Regions from separate parts of the Homo sapiens genome. Here region 2 is linked to region 1. A link is an interaction called in ENCODE POLR2A ChIA-PET data of the cell type or tissue named here. Cell type or tissue: PC-9. All regions are shown on one strand. Each heading gives the region's core, and the rest is flanking DNA. Links, peaks and the distances in the headings are about the cores only.

Region 1 (7,501 bases), core at 1,115-6,114:
TCTCTGTTCCTGGGGTTTAAAACTCTGAGTTAAAAGCGCCAATATAAATCCTTTGAGATAATATACCTGACCAATGTACATACACACATCAAGATGGCACGCTGACTGTCAAGAGAGCCCTTCCCACTGGCGCACATTCCTGAGTTCACAAAGGTGCTGTGGAGAGACGACAGAGCAGAAGTGCTGGCTAACAAACATGAGGCAAGCCATCCAGAATTCACCCAAAGCCTGGGTGGAGCTGGGGCCCTCACAGCCTGGCCTTGCTCAGAAGTTTTGTTGCCGTCTCTTCTTAGCCTCTATGGCATCCAGGATGGGCTGCCGCTTGGACTGGTACTTCTGCCGGATCTCTTCAATCTCCTGCTCCATCATGGGGTCCAGGGCCAAGAGCCTCTTCTGAAGGTCCTCCACTGTCCAACTCTTAAGCTAGAAGAGAAGTGGAAGGTATAGTCACGACAAAGCTTAAGTCAGTGGCAGAACAGTGCAGAAGCCCAGCCTTCCCAGGCACCCAGAGGGAAGGGAGACAGGAGGAAGACACTGTGGTCAGATCACAGGTTGAGTGGTGGTGGTTGGAAAGTGACAATTCATTCCAAAGCATGGCATACCTTGAAGCTTGTCTGAGATAATTTATCCCTGGAAGAGATCTAAGTGCTAACCGCTTTGATTTAATGTGCCTTGACCAAGAACTTAGTGAATAATACTCTCACCTCCCCTATCTTTTAAGTTAATTAAATATAGATTCATTGTTAGGGCATTAAAATAACAGTAACTTGCTGTATGTGAAATAATGGTTGCCTCCCCGTTCTTGTTCTGTCTACGAGATAAGCGTCTATCTGGACAGCGCCTTTCCCACTTTCAGGATACGACACCATGGAGGATCGATGCTGATGAGGCGCAGATGCCATCCCCTAACCCTGCCTTCCCACACCCCCAATGTCTTGGCACTGCCCTATTATCATCACCAGCATTTACTTGAGGCTACTATATACCAGGTAACAGTCTAAGCCCCTTGGGAATACAGACGCAACCCTTGGCAGGGGTTGGGGTAAGGGTGGGTAGTTAGAAAAACCTCAAACTTCTGAGATTAAGTTTCTATCATCCAAAGAAAAACAATGAGTTGATATATAAATTAATAATAATGGCTGGCATTTAGTGTTTTCTATGCACCAGACACTGAGTGCTTTACATATATGGATTCCTTTAATCCTCAGAGCAACCCATGCTACAAGGACATTATTATCCCTATGTTACAGATGAACAGCCCAAGGAGGAGGGTAGCTAAGTAACCTGCCCAATGTCTCCCAACTAGTAAGTGGCAGAATCAAGACTCAAACCCAGGCAGCATGGCTCTAGAGTCTATGCTCTTAACCAGTGTTGCAGAACAGAAGACTAGCAAAGCACAGGTTTTAGAAGTAACTCAACCTTTGTTTAAAATGTGGTTCTGCCTGTTGCAGATGCCATGAGACTCTGTCAAGTTACCAATCTCTCCAGGCCTTCCCCATCTACAGAAGTCAGACAGCAGTGTCTCATCACATGTATTGTAAGAATTAAATAAGATCACGGCTGTAAAGTTCTCAGCACAGTACCTGCTGCACTGTGTGTGTAAAGATGGCAATGGGTGTTATAAGCCTCTCTCTTCATAAAAGCCCAGGGATACACCAGTGTTCAACCTGTGTCTGCAGCTATGGGGCAAGGGACTCTGCTGCCATGTGTGTTCAGTGATTCCAAGCCTGGCCAATATTGGCTGTCAGGGGTGGGAATGAATGCTGACATTATCCACAGTGGGTGGTGATACTTTATTCTGTGTGCTCACAACCAGTTTAATAGGTACAGTGTTTCAAGAACTCAAAGTCTTACAAGAGGTCTGTTGTGCCCACATTTAGAAAATCATGATCCTCGGCCCTTTCCTGAGGTCTCCACAGGAAAGTAGTATAGGAGCTGGGTAAAGGGCCCTCTGTCTGTCTACCCTTCCTTGAGTGGGTGGGGTGAGAGCAAGTGTGAAGTGCTACAGTGGCCTCCCTAGAAATGGCCTGTCACCACAGGAATTTTCCTTGGCCTGCTTCAGGGAGGGTGTCTGAGAAGTGAGAAAACCCTAATAGTTCAAGACGAAAGGTTCTTTGTAATGTGAGAATGGAAGACTTGAGAGTGTGGGTAAATGCTGGAAAGTCGGGCTGAAAAAAAAAATGCATCTTTCCAGCCTGTGGTTTTATACTACCTTAGAGGTTGGTGTTCTTGGCCCAAGGACACCCCTAATAGCAATGCTTGCCTAGTCTTTGGCATTTTCAATTCCTTCTGCAAAGAGAGAATTCCCCAAGCCTACTACTGAATGTAACTGGTAGTTAAGAATGTAATCTTTGGGATCACAGGTCCTAAATCTGTACTGGCTATGTAACCTTAAACAGTAATTTCACCTCTTGAGCCTCGGTTTCCTCCTTTGGAAAACAGACAATACTATTTTGTTCCTCCACCCTGGGGCGGTACTAAGACTTACATGAGATAATGGTCTGATGGTCTTAGCTCAGAACTTCATATAGTATGTGTTGGGCAGATAGTAAATATTCCACAAATGGATGTTATCACTGTTGTTATTGTTGCTATTGTTATTCTTATTATTATTGTACATATGATTGGTAAGTCTCTAATTAATCTTCCATAAATAAGCTGTTTCTGTAACCTCTAATTCAAGCTAGAATCAAACATGTGAAAAAGAAAATATTCTACTCTATTTCATGCTAATGCCTAAGGGCTGGTACATAATACCTGTTAACTTATGTACAGTTTAACAAAATATTTTTCACCCATCCATTTATAAATACTCATTGAACACCTACTATGGGTCAGGTGCTATTCGAGGCACATAGGCTACTTTAATGAAAACAAACAAACAAACAAAAAGCAGTGCCCTTGTGAAGCTTACATTTTAATGAAGCAAGGAAAATAGCAATAAACACAGTAAATTAGTAAATTATTTTTATATTAGAAGGTGCTCTGGAAAAAAGAAAATAAAAAATAGTGTGAAAGAAGGGGAGCTGGGAATTAGGAGGGTAGACTTGCTTTTCATCTAGCCACTAGGATGAAGAATAAATTGCAAAATGAAGACATATAAGTTAGTGGAGCTGCACTGACTTTGCAACTTATTCTGCAACTTTGGGCAAGCCCGTTCTCCTCCTCAGACCTTAATTTCCCCATTTGTAAGACAGGGCTGACTAGATGATCTCAGAAGTCTTTCCAGACTCAATGTTTCTCAGTGTATGACCTATGGATCACCTGTATCAGAATCACTTGCTAAAAACACAGATTCCTGAGCCCCAGTCCAAAGCTACTTAATAAGACTCCCTGGGAGGTGAGGTACAGGATTTTGCATTTTGAAGAAGGTATTCACGCTGGGCATGGTAGCTCATGCCTGAATCCCAGCACTCTGGGAGACCAAGGTGGGAGGATTGCTTGAGCCCAGGAACTCCAGACCAGCCTGGGCAAATAGTGAAATCCCATCTCTACGGGGGAAAAAAAATTAGCCAGGTGTGGTGGTGCACACCTATAGTCCCAGATACTTAGGATGCTGAGATGGGAGGATCGCTTGAGCCCACTCCAAGGCTGCAGTGAGCTGTGACTGAGCCACTGCACTCCAGCCTGGGCAACAGAGCAAGACCTTGTCTCAAAAATAAATAAATAATAATAAAAATAAACTAAAATAAAGAAGCTATACAGGTATTTCTTATAAATCCTCAAGTTTGATAAACATGATTCTGTATCTTCCTTATTTTTCTGTTAGTAAAATTCTCACAAAGTATTGCTGCCTGTCTCTAGCCTAAAGCTTCTCCTGGGTTTCCAATTTCTAGGCAGTTTTGTTGCCCTTGATTCTAATCTGGAGGCAACAAGCACCCTTGCCTTATCTCAGCCACCTTCAGACTAATTTATGGCTGTCCTAAGAACTTTGGGGCTTAAGTTACATCTGACCTATTACAACACAGCCAGCCAGGCACTGCTGATGACTCAGTCATATCATCCAGATATGGATTTTTCCGAAAAACAAGCTCAGACAATAGTTTCATGGCGCCAAGTGTAGCATTTCACCTTCCTGGTCCTTGGTGGCATAAATACATTTCAAATGAATATCTTGCAGTAAAATAACTGTGATTCTACAGTTTTGCTACAGCCAGAATCTTGAAGCAGCAAATTCTCAATCCAGCCATGTAAGTAGCTTGAGCTGTTTTCACGAGGTATGGGAAATATCACCCATTCAGTACCTCATCTATCCCATAGGATGTGAATATCCTCTCTATTCTGTGATACCCATACTCCATACTCGCACATCCAGATCAGCTCCCACTGGATATTTCAGTCCCTGATTATCTCGTGAAAAATCTGTGATATGGTTTGGCTGTGTCCCCACCCAAATCTCATCTTGAATGGTAGCTCCCACAATTCCAACATGTTATGGGACGGATCCAGTGGAAAGTAATTAAATCTTGGTAATTAAATAGCATGGTCAGGTCTTTCCCATGCTATTCTAATGATAGTAAGCCTGATGAGATCTGATTTTTTTTTTTTTTTTTTTGAGACGGAGTCTGGCTCTGTCCCCCAGGCAAGTGCAGCAGCAAGATCTCAGCTCACTGCAACCTCTGCCTCCTGGGTTCAAGCGATTCTCCTGCCTCAGCCTCCCAAGTAGCTGGGATTACAGGCGCCTGCCACCTGCGCTCGGCTAGATTTTTGTATTTTTAGTAGAGACAGGGTTTCGCCATGTTGGCCAGGCTGGTCTCAAACTCCTGACCTCAGGTGATCTGCCCACCTTGGCCTCCCAAAGTGCTGGGATTACAGGTGTGAGCCACCACGCTAATAGAATCTGCAGCTTAACACATCCAAAGCAAAACTCTTGAGTCACATCCCTTCCTCATCCCCAAATCTTGTCTCCTTACTCCCCAGTCTTCCCCATCTCAGGAATGGTATCATCATTCTTCCATTTGCTCAAAATCATCCCTGATCCTTCCTTTTCCCTCACCCCCGCCTCCTGCCAACATCCAATCCTTTAGCAGTCCTATCAATTTTGTCCCTGAAATATTGGTATAACTCAAACCCAACCACTTTTTTCCATCTCCATCTACCTTGGTCCAGGCTGCCATCATCTCACAGCAACAAACATAATTAAAAACACAGAAATGAATCCAATCACCTCACCCTTAGGTTTCTTTCCTATTGCACTGAGAATAAAATCCAACTCATGAGTGGCTACATGGGCCTCATATGGCTGGCCCCTGCCTCCCCTCCAACTTCATAATCTATTACTCCCTCTTTTGCTCAGGACCCTACAGCTACACTTTATTTCAGATCCTCAAACAGGCCATACTTTTTCCAGCCTCAGTGGCCTACAGAGTTAATGAATCTTCTGCCTGCATGGTTCATGCCCTGTTCTTCCTTAACCTACAGGTTTTAGTTTAGATGTCAACTCCTCAGAGGATGCAGGCAAGCCTTTTCTGACCATCTTATCTAGAAAGACTGCCTCCTCTCCATTATCCTCTATCTCAGACTCTTGTTTTCTTCAAAACAATTATGTACCTTGTAATTATTTTTATTTATTTTCTTTTACTTGTCTCTCTTACTAGGATATAAGTTCTGTAAGGGATTGACCTTGTCTTGTTTACTATGCTAAACGTAATACTGGTTGAAGAAATGAATAAATTATCCTTCATTTCTAGTCAACTAAGAACAAAAGCCACTGAAACCAATGAAGCAAGCTTACATGGGGCATCATCATATGCAACAAGGTTCTGGATGGGTGCTAAGAAGAGTCAGTGTAGAATAAGAAGTGCGTTCTGCCCTCAAGGAGCTTTTAAACTTAAAAGTAATTCCCCTTAACATTCTTTTGAAATCAAAGGAAATCTCTGTTCACTTAATGAGAATGTCTGTGTTTTGTAATGTCTGATAAGAAGCAGGGCTCCAGTCCTGGCTAAGTTATCTCTAAAGGCATGTCCATTTAAACTGTTTATTCAAACAAAAAAGAACTTCTGTTATAAGAAATACACTTTGGAAAGAATGAGATCATCAAAAGAATAAGAGACACCATCCTGCTGGACAAGACAAAATAAGGGCCAACCCTAGAGCCACAGGCTTGCTACTGAAGGTGGGTTTTGCTGAAGAGATCAGACCAAGTATAAGGATTTCTGAGTCTCTTTCTGGGAGAGATCACAGTGGAAGGAGAAACTAAAATAAGCCTCTTAATCATGGTTATTTAGAATTTCCTTGCCATCATAAGGCTAAGCAACACATCAGTCTTGGGTAAAGGAAGAGGACGGGCTCCGAGCCTGACAGTACTAATGTCTTATGGGAACTCACTCACTATTGTCTAACACCTAGAATTCCCTCACCATCGCCTTTACCCAGTCTGATGAGGTCTGATGTCTGCCAAAGGATGTCTGAATAAGTAAAAGCAACAACATTTGTGCAGATGAGATTTCTCTTAAAAGATGTGATCTCTGGAAATGTGTTGTATCTTAAAGTAGACATATTTTTAGTTTAAAGTTCAGCCTCACTCTGTTAGCAGGATACAAATGCTGTGTTACTGTTGGATTCTACACATAGATATGGAAGAAGTATGTTAATTACTTCACCATTTGCATCTGTTAAATGCTGAACTCAACATTTTGTCTGCACTATTTTATTTAATCCATCTGTAAGGTAGGTATCATCATTATCCTCCTTTTAGAGATGAGGTCACTGAGGATAAGAGTGGGAAAATAATTTAAGTGATACAACAAGGAATTAGAAGAGACAACAAGCAACTGGAAGAAACATGAAGGGTTTCTGGAAATGGGAGTGTGTTTGTGAAAAATGTGGAAGACTGGAAGAATTATGAATTTAGCTGATATTAGATACATCAGATGGCCCTCACATTCAGAAATGCCACTAGTGGTAACGGGTGACTTTAGGCAAGTTACTTGTCCTCTCTGAGATTCCGTTTTCTCATCTGTAAAATGGGTATGCTATCTACTTTGCTGCTTTTGTGCCTTTTGTAGTAGGCACCAAGTGCCTACTACACACATGGTGCTGCTGCTGACGTGCAGTGACTCCAGGGTGCTGAATATGATTCAAATCAAATCAATCAATTTTATTGGCAGCTACGCTAGGCCAGGAACACTGCTGGGCAACATGAATATAAAGGGCAATACACCTGTCAGAGAAGCAGCTCAGGTTAGGGGCAAGAGCACTGGTGTTAAGTCAGATGGACCGGGTTCTATACGAGTTCTGCCCTTGGTAGTTGGATGCCTTTGCATAAATCATCTAATATGTGCCTCAATTTTCTCATTTTTCAATGGAGGACATTATTCGTTCTACAACAGCGGTTGTGAGGTTTGGAGGTATTGGTAAGGTATATAACATAATGTCATGCATCCACCAGAAAGAAAGTGGGTAAGTGAAGGCTACCACCTTATATCCTTTTTTGGGAAATGGAGGAAGTATGTAATGTAAATAATAGCTGCTGTTGCTCTAAGATGAGCTCACAACACGG
Region 2 (7,501 bases), core at 1,385-6,384, 350 kb after region 1:
CCCTCCTTGGCCGCACACCCACTCAGGGCAGCACTTGCCCAGGACCTCGACCCTCCTGGGGTGGGGGCAGTCCCAGCTGGGCAGCCGCACATCCTCGCTGCACAGCGGCACGCAGGTGAAGCCGCCGTCCTCGCAGCGGCAGCGGATGCTGCAGTGGGGCTGGAAGGTCTCCCCTTCCCGATACAGGCGGCCGTTCACCTCACAGCTGCTGTCGTCCTCTGCCACTGCGGAGGAAAAACCGCACCCCCATCGGTGACCCGCAAAGCGGCACAGCCTTCTCTGCAGAGCTGCCCAGATCCCGCTGCCTGAGGCAGCTGCCTCACAGTAGCTGGGCCCTGCCCAGGGCTCCAGCCCAGGATATGCACCTCTCCCCAGCCCTCCACCAGCCTGCTGGGGCACCCTGGATCCCGGCACAGGGATTGCAAGAAGACAGGCCTGGATTGACCCCCCAAACTCTGCCCTTTCTTAGCTGTGAACCTGGGCCAAGTGATTTCACTTCTTCTTGCCTCAGTTTCCACATTTGCAAGCTGGGATATAATGGTACTTATTTTCCAGGGTGGTAGAGACTACTCGGAATGATAGGCGTAATGATCACAACATAAAAGAGACCTTCCATAGGTCCTAGCTACTCTGTTATTATCATTAGTATAGTTACTATATATTAATAAAGTTTAAGTATTCTATACACGCTGAGATTTCATGCAACAAAGTCGTTGTCCACTTGTGCTGTCATCACTGTCAGGTCAGGGCTTAACTTGCTGGCTGTGTGTCTTTGAGTAAGTTACTTAACTTCTCTGAGTGGCCTGAACTACAGCAATGATGAGCTCAGTAATCGTAACTTCAGGTTCCATGGGATGACATGTCCGTACCCTCTAGCACACAGTGCTAGGCATGGCCTAGGTGCTCAGGGAACACTCTTTCAATGAAGCCCTCAAGATATGGGTGTTATTGCCACTTCCTCCACTGGACATGAACTCCTTGAGGGCTGGGGCGGCCAGTGTGCGTCTCTGCACCCTCCGGTGGGCTCAGAGCCTAGGTGCGACACACAGTACTGTAGGAATGCCCCTTCAGTGAATAGCTGGCATAAGCCTTGGCACATGAGAGACCCTGATAAAATAGCCCTACTCCTTATCATTCCAGAGATATTTACTGTTTCCCGCCTGTGTGCCAACCACTGTGCTCCCAGACAGAAAGAGGACAGTTCCTGCCTTGAGGGACTCATGGGCTTGGGAAAGGGGGACGGGTGTGAGGGCATCATCTCCAAGACAGAATGAAGTAAGAGCGCTGGTGAAGCGTGTGAGCTGCTCAGGAAGTGCAGACGGGAAACAGCGTGTGTGTGAGACCTGGGTGGCCACTGAGCTACGTCTGGGGAAAGGACTCATTAGCAAACAAGTTCTCCCAGATCTTCTGAGAAAACCTTCCAGTAGGTCTGTACACACACAGGGGTTTCAGAACCAAAACCACACATACTTAGGTTCCAACTCTGGCTCCCACTTGTGGGGCCTGGGGCAAGTTATTTTGCCTCTCTGAGCCTTGGTACCCGGCTCACAGGGCTGCTGGGGGATTAGATGAGCTAGGGGACTTACAGCATTTTGCCCCAAGCCTGGCACATAGCAGATGCTCAATAAACAGGAGAGGGTTATGCTTCCACGTAGCATCTGCTATGTGCCAGGCTTGGGGCAAAATGCTGTAAGTCCCCTAGCTCATCTAATCCTCCAGCAGGGAAGGCCTTGCTGAGAAATAATGCTGGTAGAGGGAACAGCCAGTGCAAAGGCCCTGAGGCACGAGTGTGCCTGGGGTATTTAAGGAACAGCAAGGGGCCAATGTGGCTGGAGCAGAGAGCAGGAGGAGAGGAGGTCAGAGAGGAAGCATGAACAGGATCCTGTTGGGGCCTTGTAGGCCACTGTGGGGACTTTGGCTTTTCCTCTGAGATGGGAAGCCACCAGAAGGCTTGGGGCAGAGGAGGGAGGTGATCTGGCTTATGACTTCCCAGGAGCTCTCTGACTGCTGTGTTGTGAATAGACCAGGGGCAACGACAGAAGGAGGGAGATGATTATGGGGCTACTGCAAAATCCAGGCCAATGATGACGGGGCTCAGACCAGAAGGGATGGGAGTGTCGGATGCTGGAAATACACGATGAATTTGCTGGTGGGTGGTATGTGGGAGGTGAGAAAAGAGAGATGTCTAGACCGGCTGTGGTGGCTCATACCTATAATCCCAGCACTTAGGGAGGCCGAGGCGGGTGGATCACTTGAGGTCAGGAGTTCCAGACCAGCCTGGCCAACATGGTGAAACCCCGTCTCTACTGAAATACTAAAATACAAAAATTAGCGAGGCATGGTGGTATGTGTCTGTAATCCCAGCTACTTGGGAGGCTGAGGCGTGAGAATCGCTTGAACGCAAGAGATGGGGTTACAGTGAGCTGAGATCCTGCCACTGCACACCAGCCTGGGTGAAAGAGTGAGACTCCATCTCAAAAAAAAAAAAAAAAAAAAGAGAGAGAGATAGAGAGACCTCTAGAACGACTCCCAGGTCTTGAGTCTGAGCCATGAGAAGGATGGAGGTGCTCTCAACAGACTGGGGAGGCCGTTCTGGGGGGCGGAAGATCAGGATCCCGGCATTGGATGCGCTGTTATCACGATGGTGAATCTGCAGCACATCTCACAGCTCAGAGTTGGCCCTTAGAGAAGAGCGTTCAACGAGTAAGTGATGGGAGAGGTTTTTGGCAGTATGTTCCCTGCAAAGCCCTAGACTGAGCCTTTGTGATGTCTTAGCTGGACTCTTTGGGGTTCACCAGTTCCCGGCCTCTAAATTCAGTTTAAATCATTAAACACTGTTGAGCACCCATCATGTTGACAGACCAAGGTGGGAAGTTGCAGGAAGGACCAGGGACCCAAGTACGCCTTTGGCCTGCAGGTGTTTGAAGTCTGAATTAAGATGGAATAAGAAAAATCCCTTAATACAGTTATTAACAATCACAGCCTATGTACTAATCAACTGCTGCATGTCAGGCAGTTGAGCAATGGAGCTTGTGGAGCCAGCTCCCTGAGTTCAAATCTCAGCTCTGCCGCTTATGAGCTGTGTGACCTTGGGCAAGTTGCTTAGCCTCTCTGTACCCCTTTTTTCCATTTATAAGAGAAGGGTACCTACCTCATGTGGTTGTGAGATTAAATGAGTTTATATTTGTGAAACCCTCAGTGTCTTACACGTGGTAAGGGCTGTGCAAGTGTAAAATAAACTCTGTGGGTGCTGTTTACACGTGTCACAGCAAATGTAAATAACAGCTTTGTAAGCGAAGTGTTACTTATCTCAATTGTTCTTCAGATACATTTTCATAAGCAATCATCCCTCAGTCAGTGTAACGAATCACCCTCCTTATCCTTACAGTACTTGTAAATAAAGCATTTCACATGGAGTTATTACTTTTTTTTTTTTTTTTTTTTTTTTTTGGAGATAGGGTTTGGTCTGTTGCCCGGGCTGGAATGTAGTGGCGCAACCATGGCTCACTGCAGCCTCAAACACCCAGGCTCAAGCGAGCCTCTCACCTCAGCCTCTCAAGTAGCTGGGACCACAGGCATGTGCCACCACACCCGGCTAATTTTTTTTTTTTTTTTTTGATAGAGAGAGGATCTTACTATGTTGCCAAGGCTGGACTAGAACTCCTGGGCTCAAGTGGTCGTCCCGCCTCAGTCTCCCAAACTGATAGGATTATAGGCATGAGTCACTGTGCCTGGCCTGTTGTTTTTTAACAAGGCTTTTCCTACAGATGAATTCATTATCAATGATTCATGAGCTTCTCTCTCTCTCTCTTTCGTTCTTATTTTTATAAAAGTGTGACATGCACATAGATGAAAGAGGCAAATTGTTCTACAAGGCTTATTATTAAAAAAGAAAAAAGAAGAACAATCTCTTGCCTCTTTGCATTTCTCTAAAGTGATGGTTCCCAACTGGAGATTTTGCCCCCTGGGGAAATTTGGCACTGTCTGAAGACAGACTGTCATGACTTGGGGGATGGGGAGTGCTGCTGGCATACAGTGGGTGGAGTTCGGGGATGCTGCTAGAAGTCTTACCATGCACAGGACAGCCCTCCCACAACAACTAATTCTCTGGCACCCAGTCACTGGAGCCAGCTTGCAAAGCCCTGCCCCGAAGCATCAGAGAATACCAAGGCCTAGAAGAGTGGTGAGGAATGTCACATGCTCGGGTGACTGCTGAATACATGGCAAACCCAGGATCCCAGCAGTGCTCCGAGGGCCCCCACTATGGGAGAAGACAGAATAAACTGTTCCTTAGAGCCCGTTGGATCTGGTCCCGTGCCGTGTGACATGAAGCATGTCCCTTAATGCTGGTGAACCTGTTTCCTCATTCATAAAATAGGTCTGAAAGTACTTCCCATCATAGGGTTATTGTGAGGATGATGTGACTTGTGTAGTAAGTGCTTAGCACAGTTCTGGACACATATTATGCCCTAAAAGGTTGCACTTTTATTTTCCCCAAAGTGTTGTAAGGATCCTGAGAAGGGAGTGGTGGCATCTGGTTTGAAGAATCTGGGGGGGCTTCTCAGGGGAGAAGCTGTTTGAACTTGGCTTTGAAAGTTGGCAATGATTTGGACAGGTAGGGATGGGGAAAGGTTATTGGGGTAGTGAGATGGTTTAAGCAGAGGCCAAGAAGGGAGAGGAGGGAGTGGGGAGTGGGCTTTGGGACACCAAGTTCAGCTGGAATGGATGGGATACCTGAAGTGAGCACCCAAGGAGGTAGAGAGAGGAGGGCTGCACTTTGATCCAGGACACCACGGCCTTGACCTCCCGCTCACACCCGCCCCCACTCAGTCCTGCAAACCTGCTTACAGAGGCACAGGGCCCCCCGGCCACCGGGTCCTGCCCCGGGCTGGCAGACCAGGCCCTGGCTGGCGTCGCAGACGTGGAGTTGGTCGCAGGGCTCCCCCAGCCGCCGTGCACATACCCGGCAGCAGCCACAGCCATCCAGCACCAGGGGTACTCCCAGCGGGCATCGGGGAGGTGGCCAGGGGCAGGTACATGGTGTCGGGCACAGCTGGGTACGCACCTGAAGAGACAGAGACCTCACTCAGCCACGGGCTTTCGAGGTGGGCAGTGAGACCCTCACAACCAGCCACTTCTCTGCCAGGCTGGGTAGTGTGGTGTCCACACCTTAGCCTCAGAGCCATGCAGACCTGGCCTCAAAGGCCAGTAGTCCCACAACATGCCCTAAGAGGCAGTATGGCATGTAGTTATGGGCAAGGACTCTGGACTAGAGTTCCAGTTCTTTATTTTTTATTTTTATTTTTGGAGTCAGAGTCTGGCTCTGTTGCCCAGGCTGGAGTGCAGTGGCGCGATCCCAGCCTCACTTCAACCTCCACCTCCTGGGTTCAAGCGACTCTCGTGCCTCAGCCTCCCGAGTAGCTGGGACTACAGGCGCCCACCACCATGCCTGGCAATTTTTGTATTTTTAATAGAGATGGGGTTTCACCATGTTACCCAGGCTGGTCTTGAAATCCTGAGCTCAGGCAATCCGCCCGCCTCGGCCTCCCAAAGTGCTGGGATTATAGGCATGAGCCACTGCACCTGGCTAGACTTCCAGTTCTAATTCTGCCCCTTATTAGCTGAGTGACCTTGAGGAAGTTACTTAAGCATTCTGAGCCTCAGTTTCCTCAAAGTATCTAACTCAGAGGATTGCTCTGAGGAGTACATGAAATGCTGCACAGCAAACCCTCAGCACAGGGCCTGGCATGCAGTAGGCGCTCACTGCACTTAGCTTTGATGATCCTTGTTGTTAATGGTGGCAGAGGGCTCAGCCCCAGCCCTCTGGGAGCTTACAGAAAGGCAAAAGCAACAAGTCAAGGATGAAAATGGTAGGGTCTGGTACATTTTCCAGCATACGGATACTTATCTTAGGACTGAATAAATTGAACCATATCATGGATGTTTTTGGCCTTTCGATCCATTCAGCATGTGTCCCAGCTCTGGAGGTACATCACATCAGCCAGGAGACTTGGGAAAATACAGACCCCCAACCCACTCTGGGGCTTACAAAATCAGAAGTCCCAGAGTCAGGGACCTGGAATCTTTATTTTTAATAAGCTGTCCAGTGGCTTCTGAAGCTCAGCTAGGTTTTCAGCACCTCTGCCCCAGTCTAACCTCCTCCCCCTGCCAGGTACGGATGGGGAAACTGAGCTCCAGAGAGGGACAGGAACTTAGCACACGTCAGTGTGTTCGATTCAGGGCTGGGAGCGTCCCCGGTCCTGCTTCCCAAGTGAGGACTCAGGGACACGGGATGGGGGTAGACTGTGTCCGTAAGCCAGGGACCCACTCCCCAGAGACAGGATCAGGGTATCAGCCCATGTGGCCTGCCTGACCCTCGCCACCCACATCAGAGAAACAACCAAAGCATACAGCAGGTGCCGTGAGCTCCCTGTCTGCCCATTTGAAGGTGGGGACCAAGAAGGAAGTATAATTCAAGATGCTTCCAGTGGCCCCATCTTTGGGGGGCCAAGTTTGAGTTTAGTAGGATCCTTAGGGGATGAGGGTTTCATCTAGAGGAATGGAGGCTTGCAGTTTATAATGATGGAATTAATGACCTCATATCTCCTGTGCAGCCCCAAAGCAGGCAATGACCCCTTTGCTCTGCCTCACCCTCTGCCCCGCCCAGTGCCCCCACTACCCACAATCCTGCAAACCTGCTTTCAGTTCCCGGCAACTCCCACGCCGGCCACTAGGAGCCATTGCAAACTGGCTGACCAGCCTCTGGTGGGGGCCACAAAGTAGGAGGCGATCACAGCCCCCACTGAGACAGCACTGAGTAGCAGATGGACACACGGAGCTAGGTGTCTGGCTGCCTCACAAGGGAGTGGATCCCATCGCTGCAGGCTGTTCAGATTCTAGAGACGATGGCCTAGCCTCGCCCCTCAAGGTGTGGTCTGAACTAGCAGCAGCAGCGTCATCTAGGAGCTTGTCAGAGAGGCAGCATCTGGAGCCCCTCTATAAATCCGAAGCTGAATTTTTATATAATAAATCCGAATCTGCATTTTCTTTTCTTTTTCTTTCTTTTTTTTTTTTTTCTTTTTTGAGATGGAGTCTTGCTCTGTCACCTAGGCTGGAGTGCAGTGGCACGATCTCGACTCACTGCAACCTTCGCCTCCCAGGTTCAAGCAATTCTTGGGAGGCCTCAGCCTCCCAAGTAGCTAGGATTACAGGTGCATGCCACCATGCCCAGCTAATTTTTTGTATTTTTAGTAGAGACGGGGTTTCACCATGCTGGCCAGGCTGGTCTCAAACTCCTGACCTCATGATCCACCCACCTCGGCCTCCCAAAGTGCTGGGATTACAGGCATGAGCCACCACGCCCAGCCCGAATCTGCATTTTCATAAATCCACAGGTGATTCACATAGAAACGGTCTAGGCTTTTGGGTTCCCTTCTAAGTCAGAGGTTCAGCTCCCTTGGCTTGTGGGCAATGGAGGGAGGACTGTCAGAAATGACTCTCA

The links. ChIA-PET counts read pairs that join two places held together with the same protein. Peaks named below come from ENCODE experiments on the same cell type or tissue, not always from the same donor. Only the 100,000 strongest peaks of a DNase experiment are listed, where the experiment ranks them.
Region 2: POLR2A ChIA-PET joins it to region 1 with 6 read pairs; 1 of 35 experiments calls an interaction of 5 or more read pairs at or near these places.

Annotation. Positions count from the first base shown.
Region 1 is chr20:45,067,940-45,075,440 of GRCh38, reverse strand. STK4 (serine/threonine kinase 4) reads right to left here. Exons shown (of 11, transcript NM_006282.5): 11 at 1-423. The coding sequence ends at 265. Among named protein-coding and RNA genes, the nearest start is that of KCNS1, 29 kb to the left of the region's middle. In PC-9, for the core only: no CTCF peak of the experiment used is centred there; a DNase peak (open chromatin) is centred at 3,950; H3K27ac peaks cover 798 bases.
Region 2 is chr20:44,717,461-44,724,961 of GRCh38, reverse strand. CCN5 (cellular communication network factor 5) reads right to left here. Exons shown (of 4, transcript NM_003881.4): 2 at 4,849-5,065; 3 at 1-224. All of the region lies in intron 3 of KCNK15-AS1 (KCNK15 and WISP2 antisense RNA 1), which reads left to right. Among named protein-coding and RNA genes, the nearest start is that of CCN5, 5.8 kb to the right of the region's middle. In PC-9, for the core only: no CTCF peak of the experiment used is centred there; DNase peaks (open chromatin) are centred at 3,761 and 4,091; H3K27ac peaks cover 1,748 bases.